Regions from separate parts of the Homo sapiens genome. Here region 1 is linked to region 2. The links are chromatin loops, found by intact Hi-C in ENCODE. Cell type or tissue: tibial artery. All regions are shown on one strand. Each heading gives the region's core, and the rest is flanking DNA. Links, peaks and the distances in the headings are about the cores only.

Region 1 (12,657 bases), core at 2,621-10,620, 170 kb before region 2:
GATTCTTAATGGAAATAAAGTTTGGGAAAAGAGGTAAGTCCTCCCCCAACGCCCTGCAACAAGGTATATGGCCATCAGAGCCTCGATGTTCACTTTCCTTTAATAGTACTCAAGATGCTTCAGCAGTATTTATAGGTACTGAGACCTGGACCCCCAATCTGAAACTATAGTTGAACATCATCCTGGGCTTGGACTCTGGCCATCAATATCTACTAAAACCAAGAACAAGGAGAGATAAGTAATTCTTATCCTCACCATTCCTTCTCTTTGGAGATTTATTTTATTTTATTTTATTTTGAGGGGGGGCTAGGAGGAGGAACATTTTTATTGTCTTAATGCAAGATAGATTTGTGTGAAGCGTATTTAGTTTCTTCAGAAACTATGTAGAGTCACTATGCTGAAAGAGTCTAATTTGCTATTTCTACTAGTTCAGAGTATTTGGGGACAGAGGTCTGTAAATCCTCTTGGAAATTTTCTAGAAAAGAAATTTCTATGCCCTTCTTCAGTAATGATCACTTGTAATTCCCCCCATACCTATCATTTTGTCACATTATTTCATTTGTATTAGCTATCTATTAACAGAAATTATAAATATAATGAGAAAAAAATCATTTTGAAAGTCAGTGATTGTAAAACTAAAGGGTAAAACCACATATAATTTGTATGTGTCTTTACAGACCATAGAGGCCTATCCATCAAGTTGCAGGATTTACTTTGTTCCAGATTTATTATTTTTATGGCTCTTTTAAATTTCACTGAATTTTGTGATCTAGCCTTAAATCATGATTCCTAAAATACATCTTCAGGTAAATATCTTGGTAGAATATTTTTTAGTATGAATTGTAGAACATCAGAAAGAACATTACAACACAGCTTTGACTTTTTCGTTCCGTCGGTGACTATTGACTTTGAAAAGATCACAGAAACTAGGCGTACATTTCTCCATCTATAAAGCAGGTAAAACCATGCTAATTTTCCTCCATTGCCTATACAAACTCAAATGAAAAGAAGTCATGTTTTCAGAAGAAAATGGTATTTAAAATGTTAGGTTGGTGGTAGTAAAATTAAGATGACATTTTACATCAAAACTGGGCAAATTGAATGAAAGTTTCTCTTCTAGTTTTTTCTCTATTTTGTTTTGTCTCGAATAAGATTTCTGAGTTAATAGATGAAGAGGTCATTAGGGGGAAGTTAGAGTTCTCAGATCTTGCATTTGTAAGGTTCTTTGGCTGAAACCTGACCCTAGAGTCTTACCAATTCTGTGTGGACAGCTAAGGTTTTGCTAGGTGGTTTGAGACCATGGCCCAATCCTTGAAGGAGTCAGGTAGTGAAAAATTTCTAACAAAAGAAAAGGACTTTATCTTATATGAGAGAGTGTCAGCCCTTCTGTAATTCATTTAGAGAAAGAAGCCCACACCATAAAGAACAGAGTCCCCATTTTTGCTACTAATGGAAATTGTCCCTCTTGACTAGAGCAATGCAGAGAGCAGTGGCTGTCAGCTCTAGCTCCACATCACTCCGAGAGCTTAAAAAATATCCCCATGACCAGGCCCCACTCCAGACCAACAAATCAGACTTCCTGGGGATGGCGCAGGCATCATCATTCATTGAAGCTCCTCAGCATATGGTATTGTGCTTCCGAGGTTGAGAACCACTGATCTAGAGACTGCAGTAGATAATAACTTGGCAAAAGGCTTACACAACAGAAACGTTTTTTAACGTCCATTACTTTGTCTTTAGTTGCGTTATCTTACTTTTCCAAAAGGGGATCTGTAAGTTGAAGACAAACAAAAAATACACTAGGAAAGAAGTGCTGAAAATGTTGTCAGCTAGCCATGGTCTTCCCTGGTACAATCCTAACTTTGCTGTGAAGGAAGGGATGCTTCCCTCTTTCCTTCCAGCCTATTTATTATGCTATTAAAGAAACATAAAAATGAACATAAGGTTCATCTGAACCATCTCAGATACTGCTAATTTCTTATAGACATAAAATAGTCTTCCTAACTTGAAATGAGCCTATTTCATGATTATAGGTCTTCAGAAATTGGTATTTTCTCTATTCTGTCTGAAATGATAAAAAGAAAAGAAACCCCAGACCTCAAAACGTTCAAAAAATTTAACAAAATTATTTGTATATACACACCAGTGAAAACACATTCAGAAGCTATTAGTTATAGAATCAAAATGCTCAATTTCATTGTATGCTACACAAAAGATTGACCTGGGAGACAGAAATGGATTCTGGACTTGAGTTGGCCTTAGCTAGCTGGGACCTTAAAACTTTCCTTAACATTCACTCAACTTTCATTTCCTCACTTAAAAGGGCATCTATGACTCTGGCAAGCCAGATACCTTATCTGTTACATCTACAATCCTTATCCAATTCTCAAATGAACCCTGCTGTAGAAACAAGTTCCAATTAGCCATAGACTTGCTTTAGAAATATTCCAACCACAGGTCATAATTTTTGCTGGGTGAGTAGAAAAGAATGTTGATGTCATTTACTATCAGTTGCATTTGTCCCCTTTTATGAGGAAGATAATGCAGACATTGGATTAAATTTCAAGGCTGTCTTAAAAAGACACATTACACAGAGAACTGGGAAATATTGTTTTCACTGATTATGTTACAGACAGTAATGTTTAACATGGCACATAAATCAGCAAAGTAAATGAGCAAGAGTCTGATATTTTTTAAAAGGAACTTTGTATTCTACTTGTATGTTTGATATATAGTTGGTGCTCAACAAATGTTTGTTAAATGGTGAATGAATTTGTAAGGTTAAAAAGCAATTTCTTAGTCTCAAACACTAACTTGAAGAGGTTCTAAAGATCAAAGTTTTCTGATCATAAAATACATTTTTTATTTAAATCAGATTTCTTAAATGGTTAAAATTTGAATACAGCAAAATTGGAAAAACTCATTATTGGACAGGAATGGCAATTTTGAATTAGATAGTGCTTGAGCTACTATACTTATGTAATGATTTTGAAAATTTAAAATAGTTACACAAGCTTTGAAATATCTTTAATCTGTTTTATTAAAATCATAATCTCAATGAACAACTCAAAGGTAAATTTTTCCTATGGGGTGTATATCTAGTATTCTTATGGTTATACCAGCAATGATAAACTTTGTGGCTATGAAGCACAGCTTTGATTGAAGTGAAAATCACATTAATATTCTGACATGACCATTTGTTTAAATTAATGCTTTCTAAAATAAATTAATTTGGTCAAATGAGTATTTAGTTCCTCTAGATTAAGTAATTATAAATTGAGGAACCATTTGGGAATACGAAGAATTAGGAAGCTTTTTGTTTTCCTAGCTCCTCTTATTTAAAATTAAAAATAAAGAAGATAATTATATTTAAGTGCATTCTGCCTTTAGTAATGGTAGAGAAAGTAACTTTGATTGACCCTTCTGCTGAGTACAATTTGAAAACAAGCCAACAAACAAATTAAGCACATCTTTCTGCTTAAAGATCCCAGAGAGCTAACAAGATAGTGAACGATCCCAAGGCCAGGATCTAGAGATGGGGCAAGGCTCAGAGAGATGATCCTGTAGCTGGGGATTCTTTTCCTCTTTTCCTGGAAATAGAGTCTGAGAGTTCAAGTGGGTGGGTGATGTTTTTTTGCGGGGGGACAGAGTCACTCTGTTGCTCAGGCTGGAGTGCAGTGGCATGATCTCGGTTCACTGCAACCTCCATGCCTCCCGGGTTCAGGTGATTCTCATGTCTCAGCCTCCCTAGTAGCTGGGATTATGGGATTACAGGTGTGCACCACCATGCCTGGCTAATTTTTCTATTTTTAGTAGAGATGGGGTTTCACTATGTTGGCCAGGCTGGTCTTGAACTCCTGAACTCAAATGATCTGCCCACCTTGGCCTCCCAAAGTGTTGGGATTACAGGCAACGTGTAATGGTTTTGATGCCCCATGAAGCTAAAGCAACAGGGATTGGTGTCGAGGGCCCACCCAAGTTGGGAAAGTGTCCTAGTAGTTCTTTTCCCCACTTTGAGTTGGGACCACAAAGGGTTGCACTTTAGAAGCATGGGAAGGCAAATGAGAAGTTGACCCTGGCAGGTGATCCAGAAGTGCTAGTATCCCCAGGCACCAGCTAAGGAAAATTAAATCTCTCCAGGAGAAACATAATATCATTATTTAAGGCCTCAAGTTACTTCTACAAGGAATTTTGCAAATGCAATATTCAGGGCATACTAAAAAAAAAATCTAGATAGGAGGCATGAGTGAAAGCTGACAAAAATAGCACAATGAAAATAGATTCACAAGGGCTCCAGACATTGACATTATCAGATACAGAATTTTAAGTAAATGTACTTTGGTGAAGATGGCAAAGAATGAGATTGAGAATTTTGTCAAATGTGGAAACTATAAATAAAAAATCAAACAGAAAATCTGGTAGAGAAAATGTAATGACAGAAATCGGAAGATCTCAGTAGCTGGGTTTAAGAGCAGATTGACACAACTGATGAGGGAATTAGGAACAGCCTGATGGGTTAAAGAAAATATCCAGAAGGAAATATGGAGATACAAAAAGGATGGAAAATGAGAATAGGGGTGAAAACCATGAGAATGAAGTGAAAAGCTCTACTTTATGAGTAATTATAGCTCCATAAAAAGAAGAGAAAGAGGATGGAGTGGAAGCACAATCTGAATAAATTAGAGATAAGAATTTTCCATAACTAATGAAATTCATCAAGCCACGGAAGCCCTACAAATCCAAAACAAGATAAATATAAATAAAATCATTTAGGTATATCATGACAATATTACCAAAAACCAAAGTTTAAAAACAAAATGCCAGATTAAAAAAAAGATTGCCTTTGAAGAGGGAACAATTTAACTCACAATTGACAGAAATGGTGGAAACCAGAAGACAATAGGATCATATTTTGAAGTGCTGAAAAAGAAAATTGCCAACCTTAAATTCTAAGCCTACTGAAAATATTTTCCTTTAATGAGGGTAAAGACCTTTCAAGCAAGCACTAAATTTAGAAAATTTGTCATTAGCAGACTCACACAAATGAAAATTCTAAACGTTATTCTTCAGAAAGAAGGAAAATTATTCTAGATGGAAGATTTTCCTTCTGTCTAAAGAACACCCAAATGGCTATATTGCACAGAAAAAAACTAAGAGCCTTTCCTCTGAGATCTGGAACAAGACAAGGATGCCCATTTTCACCATTGTTATTCAACACAGTACTGGAAGTCCTAGCTAGAGCAATCAGACAAGAGAAAAAAATAAAGGGAATCCAATCTTGAAAGGAAGAAGTCAAATTATTATTGTTTGCAGAGGATATGATCTTATATTTGAAAAAAACTAAAAAATCCACCCCAAAACTATTAGAACTAATAAATAAATTCAGTAAAGTTGCAGGATACAAAAATCAATATACAAAAAATCAGTAACATGATGCTGACAGAAAACAGTCTGAAAAAGAAATGAAGAAAGTAATCCCATTTACCATAGCTACAAATAAAATAAAATACCTAGGAATAAACTTAACCAAAGAAGTAAAAGATTTCTACAATGAAACCTATGAAACACTGATGCAAGAAATTGAAGAGAACACAAAAAAAGGAAGTGTATTCCATGTTCATGGATTGGAAGAAGAAGTATTTTTAAAATGTCCATGCTACAAAGCAATCTACAGATTCAATGCAATCCCTATCAAAATACCAATGACATTCTTCACAGAAATAGCAAAAAAAATCCTAAAATTTATATGAAACCACAAAAGTCCCAGAATAGCCAAAGCTATCCTGAGAAAAAGAACAGAACTGGAGGAATCACGTTATCTGGCTTCCTATTATACTGACCTAATGTAACCCAAAGAGCACAGTAGTGGCATCAAAACAGACACAGCTCGAGATCTTTTCTTACCTCCCGGTCTGGGACCAGATCCGCATCTACATCTGCAGCCCCGTCCCCACCTTGTGGGGACGGGGCGGGGTGGGGGCGGAGAAGACCGGACGGAGGGCGCACCTGGTACCTGGAGATGCAGATCCCGGATCCCACCTGGGGCCGAGGTGGTTCTAACCGCAGATCCCTTTCCTCAGGGTTTGTCACCGCTAGAAGAGGCTGGTGGACGACGGTGGCTGTGGTGACACGTCGACCTGACGCTCTACATGATGCGATTTAAAGTCATGTAGCACCTCCTTGGCCGGTACATGGCATCCCAGCTTCATTCCCTGTGGATGGGCGGCTACCTGTTCTCTGGCTCCAGTTGTCTCCTGTCCTGATAAGAGCCCTGGCCAGAAGTGCCCCAACCCGAAGCGCCTCTGCCTGCACGTGGCCGACCTGAGCACGGTGCCCATCACCAGCCTGTGCAGCGCCCTGGGGACCCTGGAGCTGCACAGCTGCGAGATCTCCATGGCCTGGCTCCTCAGGCAGCTGGACCCCACCATGCTGCCCCTGTTCGAATGCATCATGCTGGACTGCGTCCCTGCCTTCAGAGACGAGCACCAGCAGGGCCTGTCACGCTTCCAGGTCCTGCGCTTTCTGGTGGGGCGGCACCTACCGTGTAAGGGAGTTGCGGCTGGATGCCAGCCTGCAGGAGCTCAGCTACCTGCAGGGGCTTGAGGTGCTGGGCCGCAACCTCTCTGAGACAGCACCCTGCTGGCCATCAGCCGCTACCCGCGAGCCGTGCGCAAGATCAGGCTGACCTTAAGGGGCCTCTCTGCCCCTGGCCTGGCTGTCCTGGAGGGAATGCCAGCCCTGGAGAGTCTGTGCCAGCAGGGTCTTCTCAACACCCTAGAAATTCCCTCTTTCACGGAAATCCTCTCCTCCTGCCTCACCATGTCCAAGTTCAGAGTCCTTGAGCTGCAGTGGCAGGGGTGGGAGAGTCAGGAGGCCAATAGGACCATGTGTAAGGGGCTGCTTCACTGTATGGTCATTGTCAGGGCTTGCCCCAAAGAGTCCATGGACTGGTGGGTGTGACCACTTCATCTATCCCTGGGACCCATCCCACCGTTTATTGTTGAGCCTCAGACCCTCTGAACAGCACCTTGAAGAGGGCAGATAATTAGACTTGAGGGAACTGAAAGCCCCAGGTAGAGAGAACAGAGGCCTAGGGACCCAGACCTTTGGAATCATTGTTTGCCAGCTGTATGGCACTGGTCATGAGTTAGCCTCTTGGAAGCCTAGTTCCTACATGTGGAAACAAGGAAAACTACAGCTACCTCCTAGCTACATTGCAAAACCTTGCTCTAAAAGCTCCCAACCTCCAGAAGGCTGTCAATGAAGAGTCATTTTCAGGGTTGTCCTCAGGAACAGGACAGATGTAGAAGGGTGAGATTAAGAGCTAGGGGCACCCGAGGAGCTGAGCCCCCTTAAGAGTACCCCAGAAAGACTGCCTATGCATGCACACCAACAAGCCCATAGACCATTTATATCCTTACATGCATACAGGAGACAGGGAGAGACAGGGCAACTTCGACTTGCAGTTTGATGATCAAAATGCTCATAACGGTTCTCAATTGTATTTTCTGTGTTTTGTATTCTGCATTTTCCATGTTTTTCAAGACATATATTATTTTGCTATTAAGGAAAAAAGTCATTAAAAAAACAGACACATACACAAATGGAACAGAATAGAGATCCCAGAATTAAGTCCATACATCTATAGTGAACTCATTTTCAACAAAGATGCCAAGAACATGTATTGGAGAAAGGACAGTCTCTTCAATAAAGGTGCTGGGAAAACTATATATCCATATGCAGAAGAATGAAACCAGACCGCTATCTCTCACCATATACAAAAATCAAATCAAAATGTATTAAAGACTTAAATCTAAGACCTAAAAGCATGAAACTACTAAAAGAAAACATTGAGAAAAATCTCCAGATCAGTGGTCTGGGCAAAGATTTCCACAAGCACAGGCAACCAGAGAAAAAATGGACAAGTGGGATCACATCAAGGTAAAAAGCTTCCACACAGCAAAGGAAACAATCAACAAAGCAAACGGACAACTAACAGAATGGGAGGAAATATTTGCAAAGTATCCATCTGACAAGGGATTAATAACCAGACTACATAAGGAGCTCAAACAACCAATACGAAAAAAATCCGATAACCTGATTTTTAAAAATGGGCAAAAGATCTGAATAGACGTTTCTCAAAAGCAGACATACAAACGGCAAACAGGCATATGAAAAGGTGCTCAACAGCACCGATCATCAGAGAAATGCAAATCAAAACTACAAAGAGATATCTCACCCCAGTTAAAATGGCTTTTAACCAAAAGACAGGGAATAACAAATACTGCGGACGATGTAGGGAAGAGGGAACTCTTGTACACTGTTTGTGGGAATGTAAATTGGTACAGCCACTATGGAGAACAGTATGGAGGTTCCTCAAAAAACTAAAAATAGAGCTCCCAATGTTAGGTATATACCCAAAAGGAAGGAAATCAGTATATCAAAGAGATATCTGCACTCCCATGTTGCAGCACTGTTCACAATAGCCAAGGTTTGGAAGCAACCTAAGTGTCTATCAACAGATGAATGCATAAAGAAAATGCAATACCTATACACAATGGAGTACTGTTCAGCCATAAAAAAAGAATGAGACCCTGTCATTTGTAACAACATGGATGGAACTGGAGGAGATTAAGTGAAATAAGCCAGGCACAGAAGGACAAACTTTGCATGTTCTTACTCATTTGTGGGAGCTAAAAATTAAAACAATTGAACTCATGGAGATAGAGAGTGGAATGATTGTTAGCAGAGGCTGGGAGAAGTGTGGGGGGTGGGAAGAAGTGGGCGGGGGGTAATGGGTACAAAAATATAGTTATATAGAATGAATATGATCTAGTATTTGTTACCACAACAGAGAGACTGCAGTCAATGATAATTTATTGTACATTTAAAAATAACTAAAATAGTATAATTGGAATGTTTGTAACACAAAGAAATGATACCTGCTTGAAGTGATGAATACCTCATTTATCCTAATGTGATTATTACATATTGTATGTCTGTATCAAAATATCTCACATACCCCATAAATATATACACATAATATATACCCATATAAATGAAAAATAAAGAATACCCAGAAGAAGGTTTGGAGATAAAGAGAAGAATGAAGATCAAAAGAAAAAAAAAGGAAAATATATGCGTAAATTTAAATAAATATTAATTGAATACAACAGTAATAATAATATCTTGTGGGGCTTTAATAAACAAAAATGTATAAAATATATAAAAAGGCATATAAGTTCTTAAGGGCAGATATATGGAGTTAAAGTATTCTAAAATCTTGTCTATCAGAGGGTGAAAGCAGAAATTAGTATTGAATTTTGATAAGTCAAAGGATGCATATTGCTATCAAAAGACACTGCTAGAAGGACACAAAACTTCTAAATGAATAGAAGAAAAGCTGAAATAATGAAATTTTTCAATCGAATCTGGAAGGTGGAAAAGAAGAGAAAAGGAACCATGGAACAGTTAGGTTGAGCGAAAATTATTGAGTAAGATTCCAGACTTAAAATGTAAAAGAATCAGTCATTACATTAAATCTAAAAGAATCAGTCATCACATCAAATGTAAATGAACTAAAATCGTCAATAGTGTAACAATTTAAACCCAAATAGATGATATTTTCAAGAAACACATCTGTCTTAATCCATTTAGTGTTGTATAACAGAATACTTGCAGCTGGGCAATTTGTAAAGAAAAGAGGTTTGTTTGGCTCATGATTCTGATGGCTGGAAGGTTCAAGATTGAGCAGCTGCATCTGCTGAGGGGCTCAGGCTGCTTCAAGTCATGGCAGACAGTGGAAAGGAAGCAGGCACATGCAAAGAGATCACACAGTGAGAGGGAAAGCAAGAGACAGAGAGAAACTGAGGAAGGCAGACTCTAGCAACCTGCTCTCTCAGGAACTTATTCATTACTAAGGGGGTAAGAACTCACCACCGTTGGAGGGCATTAATCTATTCATGAGGAATCTACCTCTGTAACCCAAACACCTCCCAGTAGGCCTCACCTACCAACACTGCCACATTTGAGTTCAAGTTTCAACATGAGTTTTGTTGGGGAAAAACCATATTCAAACCATAGCCATATCGAAAACATAAGGATACAGAAAAGTTGAAAGTAAAAGATGATAGTGTTTGATGAACCAGGATGTAATTCCAATTTTGCATGTAATAACGTAGTCTCAAAATATACATAGTAAAAATTGACAGAAACTAAAAGTAATAGAACGACACGTGGGTGGAGATCTCTCAGTAATTGATAGAACAAGCAGAAAAACAATTGTCAAGGTATGGAAATTTTGAATAACACTATTAGTAAACTTGACTTACATGACATATAGAATATTGCAGTGAACACGTGTATAATTCTTTTCAAACACACATGGAAAATTTTTTAAAAAATTGAATATGGGTCTTAAAGCAAATTTCAAATATTTGAAATTAAACAGAATACATTCTGTGATCACAATACAAACTTGAAAGGTACCTATATAATTAACTAGAGAAAAGTTACTACAAAATCTGTTACTGTATTTGGAAATTAAGGATTATACTTCTGAAGAATCCATGAGACTAAGAAGAAATCACAGTGAAAAATTAGAAAATATTTTGAACTCAGTGAAGCTGTGACATATCGAAAATGATAGCATGCAACTAAAGTAATCCTAAGAAGGGAATTCATAGCCTAATATACTTACATTAGAAAAGAAAATATGAGTCAGTAATCTAACTTGTATCTCAAGAAGGTGGAAAAAATAACAAATTATACCCAGAGAAGGACAAAAAAAAAAAAAAAAAAGAAAAAAAAGAAAGAGCAGAGATGTGAGATAAAAATATGTACAATAGAAAAATATCAATACATCAGAAATTAATAAAATTAATAAAATCTTTAGCAATGCAGACCAAGAAGAAAATATGTAAGGTACAGATAACCAATGCCAAGAATGGAAAAGGAGACATTATCATAGATTATCTCAATAGATATAGAGTAAGCATTTGATGAAAGTAAGCATTTATTAATGATAAAATTTCTGGGTGAACTAGGAATACACAGACACTTCCTCAGTCTAATGAAGGGTAACTACAAAAAAGCCCACATCAAAAATCATACTTTCCCTTTGAGTTTAAGGACAAGACAGAAGTCTGTTATCACCACTTTCGTTCAAAATATTGTTGGGAGTGGGGTCCTAGCCAAAAAAGTAAAACGTATAAGAACTGAAGAAATTAGACCGGGCGCGGTGGCTCATGCATGTAATCCTAGCACTTTAGGAGGCCGAGGAGGGCGGATCACGAAGTCAGGAGTTCCACACCAGCCTGGCCATAATAGTGAAACCCCGTCTTTACTAAAAAAAAATACAAAAAATTAGCCGGGCGCGGTGGCGGGTGCCTGTAACCCCAGCTACTTGGGAGACTAAGGCGGGAGAAATTGCTTGAACCTGGGAGGCGGAGGTTGCAGTGAGTGGAGATCGCGCCATTGCACTCCAGCCTGGGCGACAGTGCGAGACTCGGTCTAAAAAAAAAAAAAAAGTAAGAAATAAAACTGCCTTTTATTTGAAGATAATGTGATTGTGTAAATAGACAACTTAGAAGAATCTAAGAATTCTACAGTACCATGTGAGTACAAAGCAGCCTTCTGAAAGCCAGGAAGAGCGCCCCCACCAAGACAAATCCGCTGCCACTTTGATCATGAACTTCCAGCCTCCAGAACTGTGAGAAATTTCCTGTTTGTTTATGTCACACAGCCTGTGATATTTTCTCATGGCAGCCCAAGCTGACTAATACAGCCTTTCTGCAGAAAACTATAAAAAATTATAGAGAGCCATTAGGGTAGATCTAAATAAACGGAATAGCACAGCCGTTTATGGATTGGAGGATAGTATTTCTCTCCATAGTGATTTACAACAGTGCTTCTCAGCCTTTGCTGTGTATTTGAGTTACTGGGGGATCTTGTTAAATGCAAATTCTGATTCAGGAGTTCTGGGGTGTGGCCTGAGAGTGTGCATTTCTAACAAGCTCCCAGGTACTGCTGACTCTTCAACCACACTTTGATTCCCAAAGATGTATAGGTTCAGTGGAATCTCATGCAGTGTCCTGGCAGTCCCTTGCACCCATACATAGTCATCTCCATATGTTTATATATGTATATATATATCAAGCTGATTCTTAAAAAATTTGCTCTCATTATTGCACTTTTAGATTCTTCTTCTTTTTTTTATTTTTTATTTTAAGACAGAGCTTCACTCTTGTCATCCAGGCTGGAGTGCAATGGCACAATCTCGGCTCACTGCAACCTCTGCCTCCCAGGTTCAAGAGATTCTCTTGCCTCAGCCTCCCAAGTAGCTGGGATTACAGGTGCCTGCTGCCATACCTGGCTAATTTTTGTATTTTTAGTAGAGACGGGGTTTCACCATGTTGACCAGGCTGGTCTCAAACTCCTGACATCAGATGATCCACCTGCCTCAGCCTTCCAAAGTGCTGGGATTACAGGCGTGAGCCACCGTTCCCAGCTTCTAGATTATTCTTAGCATTAAATTACTTTAAGTATCTTTAGAATGGGTAAATAGGTTCATTTTTAAAGCTTTTTATTATGGAAATTTTCAAACAGCAAACAGGGAGAACATATAATGAATGTTCATATATCTATCAACTATCAACC
Region 2 (12,657 bases), core at 2,775-10,774:
TTGGGTCTTTGGTCCTAGAGCACCCCATTTCATTGCATGAGCTTCCTGTAGATAGAAGCAAAGTCAGGAAACGAGAATTCCAAGTTCTGTCCAGTAGGGACCATCTTGTGGGTGTGGAGGGTGCACTGGATTATATATACTTGTCTCTCTAAGGCAGTGCTTCTTAAACCCTGTGTGGCAAAGGAACATTTAAGAAAATTCAAATAGATTACAGATTGATAATCAGTAAAATACAAAATCATGCAGCTTGGATGTCCTGGGGATGTTGAATTGCTATAAACTTTCTAAATGCTTTCTGTCACTTTCATACTTATCCTACCCTGGTAACTGTGAATCAGTATCAGTCCAGATTTTGGGCAACACTTCTTTCATGAGCTTGGGTCTTGCCTTTTTACAGCTATGAAAGCTGGTGAGAGAAAACTGCCCTCGGCTACTCCTCGCAATGGTCATTCCTTTGTGATACCTTGCTGAGCAATGACTAGATGAGGTTTTGAACAAGGAACATGTGTCTCAGCTCCCAATATTTTTTAGCAGAATCTTCTATAATCTTTGGCTGACATGAAAGAAGCAGCTTAGTTATCAAAATAATTTTCCCTCCTGGGTGTTCTGCAGACCAGGGTGGCCAGAGTCCTTGTTTTGATTAATCAAAGCCAGGCACAGAGATGAAGGCACCTTGCCTGGCAATGGTGTGAGTATCTGGAGAAGAAAGGTAAGACTAGGCTGGGTCCTTTTACACATGGAAGTGATTCAGAAAATGGGGTCTTTATGAAGTTCTGTATACTTTATAAATGTTAGAATTTTAAAAAAATGTAGCTTGTAGTGATGATGGAAACAATCTGTAAAATAGCATTTAAAAGCAAATGAAGTTTTTTTTTTTTTTCAAATGCTGTGAAGTTAATTGTATTAGCTATAAGAAACCATTCACCTTCTTGTTTATGGTTATTTCCAGTTTGCCACAGGATCTGAAATAAAAGAGCACTGTTTAAAATTGTGAGTGGGGTCTGACACTTTAATTCATTGCTTTAGAGGTCATTTACATATTGTTCATATTGGAAAGCAAAACTATTCAAGTTAAAAGCAAACATATATTTTCTGAAGACTTGGTATTGCTTAATGTCCCGCAATAATTATATGAACATCAAATTTATATAACAGGGTTTGCTGAGTTTGAAATACAAAGTCCCTGTGTTCGAATTCTAGCACTGTAATTCGTAGAGTTCTTTTTCTTGCCTGTTCTTTTCTCATTCATACATTGTAGGTCTCAGGAGTTGTCTGTGTTTTCTTCTAGCGTCCACTGAATACTTACTATTAATGTTATGAGCCAAGGTGCTGGACACTGAGAACCCAAAAGAAACAGGAAACATGCCCTGCCATCCCTGGTGCTTAGAGTGGAGTAGGGAAGATGACATGGGATCTTACCGCTAGTCTGACATCCAGGAGACATACAACTAGGTACTGCAGGAATGCAGACAAGGGGAGAATCACTTCTGAGCAGTGGCTTGTGGGGAAGGTGGAAGCTTGGGGACAGGAGAGATGATATTCTAGACAGAGGTCAGTAAACTTTTTTTTTTTTTAATCAATATCTAGATAGTAAAGATTTTAGGTTTTGCAGATTAGGTGGTCTCAGCTGTGGCTTCTTAACTCTCTGGTTGTGGCATGGCTGTGTTTCAATAAAATTTTTATTTACAAAACAGTTGGAGGGCTGGATTTTGCCTATGGGCTGTGATCTGTCGATCCTTGATGTGGACCTTAAAGGGAGACTAGACAGTGGACAGGCTGAATGTTGGAGTGGAGCTGTGTGTGTGCACATGGAGGGTGGAGACGGGTAGGTAATGGAGACAAATAAGTGTCAAGAAGAATTATGAAAGGCTAATGGCCAAGGTATGATAGGGCAGAATGGTTTTAGGGAAATAGAAGAACCTGGAAGGAAATGTGGGTCAGTTCTAAAGAAATTTGGATACAAAACTAAATAATCTAGACTTGAGGGTAGTAGGAAAAAATTACTATATTTGCCAGGACAAGTCAGGCTATTTGGCAGTAAAAACAAATAAAAACAAAAAAGCGAAAGTATTTTCAGAATATTTTCACACTATAGCTTACTTCTAGCACACACAAACTCTAACATCAGTGAGACTACTCTCCAGGCTGACAGCAGGCCATCCTCCATATGGTGATTCAGGGATCCAGGTGCTTCCGTCTTTGGCTCTGCCATCTCAACATTTGGTTTCCAGGGTCACCACAGCAGGGAAAAGAGAGCCTGGAGAATGCAAGAGAGCCTGGAGAATGCATGCTTGCTTCTAAATGCCTTTGTCTAGAAGTGATATTGTTCCTTTCACTGACAGCCCAATCCGAAACTCATTGCATGGTTCTATGCAGCTACAAGAGGGCTGGAGAATGAAGTCAGAATAGGTGAGTACTAGAAGTCTCTACTACAATAAAACCAATGAAGGGTTGAAAAGTAGGGTGGCAGAAGTTAAAAGATCATGGTGTTACTCTCAGAAGATTAATTTAGCAGTAGGTGGAGGATGACTTGGAGCAGGGAGAGGCAGGGAAACCAGTTCAAAAGTTGCTTAGAAAATATGCTCAAGAGTCAATAAAGACCTGAACGAAGATGGTGACACAGGAAATGGGAACGAAATGAAAGATGTGAGGAAATTCAGGTCTGCTTGGGCATGAGGACAAGGAAAAGACAGGAGTGAAAGTTGTTTCCTTTTGTTATAGCTCAGGAACATGCTCAGACAGGGAAGTTAAATTGAGGGTTAAGTCACAGAAGAAGAAATATAATTCCGTTTTTGGGACATATTGGTTTTGGAGTGCTGGGTGGACATCCAAGTAGAAAGTTCATTCAGAGTTGGAATTTGGGAGTGAGTGATTTTAGATGTGGTAATTAAAGCTGTAAAGCTAGTTGAGTCACTACATGACCAAAATAGAGATATGGGGGCAGCTGGGAGGGAAATGGGGACAAAGCAAAAAGAAGCAGAGTTAAGAGAGGAACAGCAAGACAGGGGTGTCCTCTTCACAAAACCAAGGTGAGGAAATTTCATAAGGGAGCATGTTTGACACTGTCAAACACTGCAGAAAGACAGAAAGCATGAGGTAACGGACACTGCTGGCGTACCATGAATTTCCCTTGGATCTCCTTTAGTATTTCTGGCTGTCCCTCGCCCAGCCTTGTTGTGTTTTTGGCTCCAACTGACTACACCTGCGACTCTTCTTGTGAAGACTGCCTGCCTCTAGGCTACTGGAGTGATTTGGCTGGTGAGTACAGAGAGGAGGAAGTGCCTGGAGTTTACTTCCTGACCTCCTATGTGAGCCCTTAGCCTGTGACTGCCTCTGGGGGAGTGTGAAAGTCCAGCTCCCTTGCCTTAGGTTGGGACAACTCTGAGGTGTAATTTACACACTAGAGCTCCCTGGCAGGACTTTGCTTGGCTTCTTCCCCTGCACTGCCCTGCTCCCCAGCTCCCAGGGGCACTGCCTTCATAGACCACTTGCTTATGAACTGTCATCTCAGGCTCTGCTTCTGGAGAATTGGATCTATGATAGTGTGGTATTCGAAGAACAGTCCTGATGATGAAGCAGCCACTGGTAAATCTTGAGAGGGTGGAGTAGTGAGAAGCAGATGTCAGCTTGCAAAGGGCTGAGGAGTGAGTGGATGATAAGGAACTGGCTGGAGATGTCAGCAGAGGATATTCAATCAAGAAGTTTGATGGTGAGAAGCTCAAGAGAATGACTGGGTAGTATGGTCAAATGAGGTCGCTTGTTTGGTTTTGGATGAGAAGAAATCTGAGCATGTGGATAGTCAGAGGGGATGAATTAAATGAGAGGGGGATACTGAAGGTAGGGGTAGAGGTAACTATGGAGGGGGCAGTAGAGAAAGACCCCAGGATGTAGATAGGAGATGAGGGTTACAAAGGAGCAGGCACGGTGTTTCCCTTGACATACATAGGCGGGGCAGAGCAAGAGAATTGGCGGTGGAAAGTAACAAAATGAGTAGTGAGGATGGTCGAAGCCAGGGCTGGGAAGGACTTAGAGATGATGTAGTGTAGCTCTTTCTTTTTACAGATCATAAAAACGTCCAGAGAGCCAAAGACACTCAGCTAGCAAGGAGCTGAGCTGAAAGGCTGAAAGCAGAAGCAGCTTTCCTCATGACTTCTGCTACCGTATTTTCCTTACTGTCCTAAGCAGCCAGGTCACCTGCAGAGACAAAGACACATGAGAAGGAGGATTTTGGACAGTGGAGGGGATGCCATGAACAGCCTGTGCTAGCAACAGAACAGGGTAGAGTCTTGCCTCTCTTAGAACAGGACCTCCTGAGTGCCACAGGACACAGGCAGTGTGAAAACAAAACGAGTTGTTGTACAGGCAAAAATGTTACTGTGCAGACAACTGTGGACTTGGGAGAAAATACTCTATGGAGGGGAAACTGGATTCTGTGTCCCAGGATAGTTTTCAAAATAATCTGAAAAGGTGTGTTTGTTCTAATGCTATTAATATGGACGTAAGCACCCCCTAAAAATGTTCATCAACCACCTACAGAAAGCCTAGCAACCTTTCTGCCTCTGGAAGGGGTGGGAGTCAAGGCAGCAAAGAGGTGGAAGGGGTCTTACAAAATTTTTTGCAAGGGTCTGGAATTTAACTTAAGCCATTAACTATTGGGCATTAAAAAGGAGCCTTTATTTTTGCAAGGGGATTTATGGCTTTTTATATGTTTATTTTTCCTTCACCATTGGACATCCAAGGAAGAAAGAACATAAGGGTCAGAGACTCCTCTCATCCAGTAATAGGCCACATCGCCCCTGATTCCTGAACTTAAGATGTTCCATGGGGAGTGATGGGGGAAGGATGTGCTTCCACTGGTCTGGGTGAAGAGTTCGCCTCACTTCGTATCTGGCAGTCAACTTTCCAACCTCATTCTCACTCCATTCAACTTGGTCCCACCTTGTCCACCCATGCCTCATGTTGCTCATTGACTCTCTTGCTCATATTTTCATGGAACTCACTGTGTTCCAGGCCCACTGCTTGTTTGGAGCTAGAGATCTTTAAGCTGGTGTTCTGTGAAGGCTTGTTAGTTGAAGTTGGGGGACAGCTCAGCCTTGTAGGGTGGGCAGAATTTGGATAGGGAAGCCGAGAAGAGGCTAGAGGGCCTCTGCCTGGTGCAGGAGCATTTACTTTCATGCACACCATATGTATGTATCATCTGCAATGTATGCTTAAGCAAATTCAGTGCATAAAGGGGGCATCGATTTGTTTTCATTCCCAAGGCAAATGAGTTTGTGTGGGCAGCACGGGAGCTCATTAACTGCTTGGTGAATTTAGTACAGGCAGTCCCTGAGAGATTGGAAGCTGAGCCTGGCAACACTGAAAGATCACTCCGTCAATATTTAGTGAGGGCCTCTGAGTTGCAAGGATTCTATTAAGAAGATGCTGTAAGACACAGGGAAAAAGATGTCCCTGCCCTTGAGAAACATACAGTCAATGATGGGAGATGGACACAAGCAGAAATTTAACAGTTCAAGACTCTAAAAGGATCAATATAAATAAGTGGTATATCAAATTACTAGATGATTTTGGAGTAGCTTTGGATGGAGGAGTGTTGATTATACTGAGCATGACTTTGTTGTTGTTTGAGACAGGGTCTTGTTCTGTTGCCCAGGCTGGAGTACAGTGGCATGATCATGGCTCACTGCAGTCTTGAACTCCTGGGCTCAAGCGGTACTTCTGATTCAGCCTCCCAAGTAGCTGGGACTACAGGCTTGGGTCACCACTCCTGACTAATTTTTCTTTGAGTTTTAGTAGAGGTGAGGTCTCACTATGTTGCCCAGGCTGGTCTTGAACTCCTGAGCTGAAGCAATTTTCCTGCCTCGGCCTCCCAAAGTGCTGGGATTACAGGCATGAGCCACCATTCCCAGCCTACTTTTTTTTTTTTTAATTAAACTTTTGGGTCTTTTGGGGAAAAGTTAAAATAAAAAGCAGTGATAGTAAAAATATCTGAAGGGAACAATAATTGCTCTCAGATTCAACTGCCCTTTTGAATTTGAACATCACCTTAGTTTTTCCATTTTTTGTCAACATTTTGCTTTCATCTAGTGTCATGGTAGAGTAGATGAGCATAGAGCAGTAATTCCTATAGTTACCTCCTAAACCTGTGTTGAGTCATTGATTTTTCTCTCATTTCTCACTATTCTTATGTCAGAGCCAAAACTGCTAATGTGCTCTCATAAACCTCCTGTTTGAGTTTTACCTCCTTCCTCAGCATGTGGTCATCCACCTGTGGAGGCGCTAATGAGCAATGGAGTGGTGCCAGGGTACACCTTGCAGGGCTGGGGAGGTGATGAAAAGAGGTAGAGGGATTGTGGTAAATTGGAAAGATTGAGTCTGTATTTCTGAAATTAACAAATGTCCATCAATGGGCAGGAAGACATTTCATTAATTGATGGATGGATCTTCTATCTCCCCTTCTAGGGATCATCACTTCTTGGCCTCAGACTTAGCTCTTTGTTTCTTGACCCTAACCTGGGTATGGATAAAAGTCCTTCTATGGTTGGAAAGAGAAATTTCAGAGATAACCTAGATGTAACCCAGCCAGACAGCAAAGAGTTGACTGTGCCATACCTAATTGACAGTGGAAGGGTAACCTCAAATTACGTGCCTTTTGACTCAAGTTCCATATTAACTGTTTGCTTGGAAGGAGCAGATGTTTTGGCTCTGGTGGTCACTGCTCACCTCTGTCTGGGAGGTGCATCAATCACTTTAATTATAATGGAACGTGGGGCCAGGAACTGAAGGAGAAAAATCAACCCAATCCCAAGAACAATCTTTCTTGATGAATTCTCCCCTAAATCGAAACAATTCACTGGGTATCCCAGCTGGGGTTCATATGCTTTTGATTACTGTGGGCTATTTAGCTCTACAAACTGACAGGCTGCTTAATGGACTTTTAATGGTTATAGGTTTCTCTCTCTTTTTTTAATGAGCTTCACCAGTTTGTTACTAATGCCCTGTAGAAATTTGGCGAGGGGCCAGACTTGATGTTACACATTTCTGGTTTCCAGGCGGCATACATGCAACCATCGTAGCCAGTGGGGAAGAATGTTGCCAATTTTAGGGTAATGCCATCAGGACAGGGAGAGGAGGAGAGCTAATTGAGTGCCTGTAGTTCTAATAATTATGTCATCTTAAAGAAGGTGGTTTCACTTTGTACCTAAAGTTACCCTGGAGGCTTCTTGCTTCCAAGGCCTTGGGATACCAGGTGGCAGAAGGGTTTGTGCCGTTGGGAACAGCTTTTGCCTTTCTTTGATTTCCACATTGTTGGTAAAAGGTACCCTTCCCAGACTCAGTTGTATCCTGTCCATCAAAGGGTTTCTGAACTTCTCAAATCTAGGGGCAAGTTTTATTCAATCGTGTTTGTATCTGCAATGCCTGGTGCCAGATTGGGTGCAGAGTAAGTATTCAATTCATATCTGCTGAATGAGAGGCCACAAGCAAATAAGAGTTGGGTAGAAAAGCCTTTTACTGCAGGGGCATGCTCTCTGGATCTCCAGAAAGTAGCATAAGATCTGGCTTATGAGAAGAGTGGTAAGAGTAGCAAGAAATGAAAAGACAGAGGGCATCCCTGAGTCACTAATAGCTACAATAATAACAGCTCCCATTTCTTGTCATGCACCAAACATTGTGTTAAACACTTTGTGTACATCACCTCACTTCATCCTTACAACAGTGCTGAGAGGTAGGCAGTGGTGTGATGAAAATGTTTAAAACCCAGTTCTGGAGGAGTACCAGGGGAGATGCCTGGATTTGTAGCATTGGCTGACTTCTGTGGCAAATACTCCCACCACAGCTTATTTCAAACCACCAATGTGGTGTCAACCAGCTGGTAAAAGGCCACAGAATTTTACCATTGGCTTTTGTGAGCCAGTGTGAGTATACCACCAGAAGTAGATATCGTTATCCCATTGCACAGATGCAGAAGTTAAGGTTTAAGAAATAAATAACAGGCCACGGTCATGGAGGATGTAAGGGACAGAATCCAGGTCTAGAACCACTCCAAAGACTTGGTCCTAACCGTTGCTCTGTTCTACTTTCCTAAGCTCGCTCCCCACACCACTATTGGAGTAGCCACAAAACTAGGAACCACGCAACATGGCCTGTGCTTATGTAAAGCTCACTCTGATATTCTGGGGTTTCTTCTTTAGGTTACATATTCATGAAGAACTATAAATTCTTGAGAGGGCCATCCCCTCCTCATTCACCCTGTAGCCGCCACACTCACTCTGTGCAGGTTTTGCTTCTTAACTTGCATCAATACAAGCTCTAGTCTTAGTGTGAGGTATTTATTATAGTGCCACCTCCTCATTTTATAAATGACCAACCCAGAGGCCAGAGACATTAAATGATTTATTAAATCCACACAGCTTGTCAGTGGCAGAGCTAGAAGTAAAACTGAGATCTCCTGATTCTGAATCCAAGGCTCTTCTCTCTAAACTACATTGCCTTCCATCTCTTAAGAATAACAAACAGGACTTAGAGTTTTACAAAGAGTAGATGGGGGTGGATTTTCCTGCCCTGCTGCTGATGTGCTTACCCACTGCTGGCTCCCATTTTGAAAGATTCAACTTGACTTCCCTTGATTCAGGAGCAATGAGCCGAGAATTCAAGGACAGGCACCAGGAGCACGTTGTGAAGTGAATGCAGCAAACATGAAAGACATTCTTTGGAAGCTTTAGTGGATGGTTGGTGAGGGGGGATAGAAAAGGTGGGGGCTCCTTGCTGAAATACCCTCATGTTTCTGAGTCCCGAGATACTACTAAATCAGACCCAGGTCATATGGTGCCTATACTTGTCTCTTGGCCCAGGGTGAAAACAGTTCATGTTGTAAAATTAACTTTCCACATTTGGCTGGCCCACGCGGGCCAGCTTTCTTTCAAAGTGAGTTTGCGAATGAATGAATGAATGTGTTGACTGGGTTACTGTTCTTAGGGGAGCCTTCTTTGCATCGGACTTGGAGAAAGATTAAAGCTGGTTTTGAAAAGTGTTGGTGCTCTCCCAAACACAGCATGCTGATAGAATTCTGGTCGCACTTTTATTTGCTATGGAACAAAATGCTCTAGTTTCATGGAAGAAATAGCCCAGCAGATGGTGTTTGGTGGATGGCATGAATGTAGCCTTGTAAATAAACATTCAAAATAGACTAGCCTCCCCCCAAATTTACCATCTGCCCCTTACCCCATAAGGTCCACAGGTGGTAAAAGAAAGAAAGGAAATTGGTGTTTTTAGTTGTTATTGTTACTATTTCAGTATCTGCAAATTATGGAATTTCCCCAAAAGTTGGCATTCTTAAATTTGGTTATAAAAAAAATGAGAGTGATGCTTCCAATTTAATGGATTTTCAGGGTTTAATCTGGTTTAAGAATAATTGTCTAAATGGCATTCCTGTGCTTATCCTCTCCTCCTTAGGGGTAGCTTCTGATGCGATCCTGTTTCTGCAGCTCTCACTCCTGAGATTCTTCTTCTACACCCTCTCCTGGCTCTGCACAATCCCCTCAGTTTCACTATTGCCTCCCGTCTCTGAGAAGTAGGAAAGTCAAATGTTTGGAGGATTTAGAATCAAACATATCTGGGTCTGAATTCTGTCTTTCAGCTCCAGAGCAATGGACAAGTTACTTAACTTCTCTAATTCTCAGTTGCCTTATCTGTGAAATGAGGAAACTAATAGGTTTAATAATACTAGTGGAGAAAGTTGTTAAGATTAAATGGAAAAAATAAATCTGTAGCACTTAGGACAGTGTAGATAATGTTCAAAAATGTTCATTGTTATTGCTCACATCATCATCATTGTCATCAATGTCATCATCATCATCTCCCACTATAATACATAGTTATCTAAAACTAGAGAAGAAGAGGGAATTCTGGGCATTGGTGATTTATTTCAAGGGTGGTATGAGAGTGGCTGACTACTCTCATATTTTTAGTTTTCTTCTCTTTTTCCTTAAAAGGGGATTTCCATGGGCCATCAGCCAAAACATGACTTGGAGGATAGAATGCTGTGTGAGGCTTTTGCTGGGTTGGGTTGACTACTGAGGCAGGAAAGACCTGTGTGAAAATTTTCTTACATTTTAAATGATGGATGATTCAATGGGATGGACTGAGAATTGGGATTTGAAATCTGACGTCAGAATCTTTTGAAGACACGGCTATTTTTAACACGGAGGCCATGAGAATTCTTGAGTTTTGATTCTTTGATTCTCCCACATTTCTGGAGAGATAGAAAGATTGGGTTTAACCTAAAGAATTAGTTTGCTCAGATCTGGGGCAAGGATTTACAGAGGGCTGGATTTAGAAGATCCTACCTTAAAAAAAATGTCTTTCAGCATCAGTGATGGCAGAGACTTAGAGATAAAGGGTGTAGGTGGAAGTAGGAACCTGACAGGGAGACCTCCAGAGAGTGTATTTGTGGAGCTTCTCACTAGGGTGTAGTTGTCTCTCTTTTTTGGTGATTGTGCTTACATTGAGAGAATAGGGATTTGCATGGGCACAACTTATTAAGAAAAGGCAGAGCAGATATTTTGAGACTTAAAGCTTTTCATAAAGAACCAGAGAAGATTTGAACCGTAGTACCTTATCTCTCTGCCATTCACATGGTTCTTTTCTCAGGAACTTTCAAGTGGCGATTAGAATCATGGCATTCTAATAATGAAGGGTCTCACGGAAATTTTCCAGTCCTATCTCCTTATGTTATAGATAAAATGACTCTGGCACACTGAGGTCAAATTTTGATCACCCTCTCCCACCCAAGATCCAGACACCAAAGGTAGAGACAGTGTCCTTGTGTTCTTGGTAGACTGAGGTTAGGCTCACTTTCATTTTTTCCAGCCCCTTCTTATGCTAATAGATGTTGCTGATCTCACCATATGCTGAGTCCATATATCATTATCTTTAATAAACATTAATTGAGAGTTTCTCCTATTGTATACAAGGTTCTGTTCTGCGCACAGGCAAATTCAGTGACAAAAAAGACATAACCCATTCATTTAAAGACCTTAAAATCTTCAAGAAATAACATCAGGGTTCAAAAACATAAAGTAGTTTAAAGCTTATGTGTTCTGCTCGAGAGGTATAATTCAGAGTCCCAGCCTACAGGCAAGGGTGGGGTTTTAGTGCTGGCTTTCTGCCTTTATCCACTGTGACAACTTGAATATGTCACTTGCTATTTTTGAGCTTCTATCCCATCAGTTTAAAAACACTACTATTAATAATGTCTGTCCTTCCGAGTTTTGAGGCATAGATGAGATAAAATTGCCTGAAAACTGTGAAGCGTAGTAGAAATTAAAGGGATCCATATAAATTGAAGATCCCACTCTTGTGGGCATGTGCCCACGGAGTGAAGAGTTAAAGTAATTTATCATCCACTTATCATCATCATGATTCATATCTTCATTATTATAATCCAATTCCTTTTATTAAATACCTCCTTATACGTGGTACTTTATTATTCTCCAGTATCCTAAAACCAAACTGCTACTTTCACTTGACATTTCCAGGTGATCGTGACAAATCAGGGTCGACATGATCTGGTTAGATGTGGCAGTTGCCCATGTCACTTTTTGTATTTGTACATTGGCCACTTGTTTAGCACTTTGTTTGATTTTAGTCACACTATGTTCAACAGAGTGAGACAGTTGAATCTTAACCCAATAATGGGACTTAATTTCTTTATCAAGTTCACAGATGATGACTTGTAAATGTTGACAGTGATGTGACCCAGGAACAATGTCATTCCTATGGAGGAACTTTATGGAGAGATAGCACAAGTTTCAAATAATCTTAAAGAATTCCTCCATCCAATCAAAGGCAGGGGTCCCGAGAGTGTACTGTGACCCAGTGGTTATGATGCTTATTGTTAATGTGGTTGTCAAGGCTGAAATAAACATTCTAAGCTGGAAGTAACTCTCCTTTACAGATGTCTTTGCATGATTCTGAAGCAACCCAGGGATCAACCTGATGTTCATTTTATTCTTCCTACTGTTCTTTTACAACAGGAACTGGATTTTATTTGAGGGACAATGTGCTCAGCTTCTCTTGTAGCTAGAAGTTAGCAAATTAAATTAAGAAGTGGCTCAGTGGGATGTCCAGGAAAGCTTGAGAAGGGAACAATAGCTGACATGTACTTCCTTTTGTTCTTCCCATTTTTTTCTGCTCCATGCCTGGATATAAATGTGACTACTGGAGGCCCAGCCAACAGCCATCTTAGACCATGAGACAGTGTTGCAGATGGAAACCATGTGCTAACTGTGATGGAGCATAAAGATAGAAGGATCCTGACACTCCAGCACTTCCATGTCCTCCTGGACTGCCTTGCTCAGGACTTCCTTCACACGAGGAGGAAGCACATTTATTTAATCACTGTTATATCCAGCCCCTGCTACTAACAGTCAAATGCAATTCCTAACTGATACAGATGCCTTCCCCTCAATGAGTAGCGTCCTTGTTTCTTTGCAGCTAGCTCCTGGAAACGCTGTCTGTTGGTCTATGCTGATTCACAAGCCCCTACAAGAGCAGAGTTGGACTCAGCTTCTGCTAATGAGCAGAGGAATTGCTTGCGAATACAATGCTGGGATTATAAGGTGCTGGCAGCCATGCCAGAATAATAAGGCCAGATGG

Evidence for each region. Hi-C counts contacts between places; a loop is a spot of excess contacts. Peaks named below come from ENCODE experiments on the same cell type or tissue, not always from the same donor. Only the 100,000 strongest peaks of a DNase experiment are listed, where the experiment ranks them.
Region 1: a loop joins it to region 2, with 2.7 times the contacts of the local background. A loop is called at or near these places in 36 of 110 quality-filtered maps.

What each region holds. Positions count from the first base shown.
Region 1 is chr2:68,017,997-68,030,653 of GRCh38, reverse strand. It overlaps the pseudogene FBXL12P1. Among named protein-coding and RNA genes, the nearest start is that of C1D, 39 kb to the left of the region's middle. In tibial artery, for the core only: no CTCF peak of the experiment used is centred there; no DNase peak of the experiment used is centred there.
Region 2 is chr2:67,848,621-67,861,277 of GRCh38, reverse strand. No RefSeq gene overlaps it. Among named protein-coding and RNA genes, the nearest start is that of LINC01812, 29 kb to the right of the region's middle. In tibial artery, for the core only: no CTCF peak of the experiment used is centred there; a DNase peak (open chromatin) is centred at 5,807; H3K27ac peaks cover 47 bases.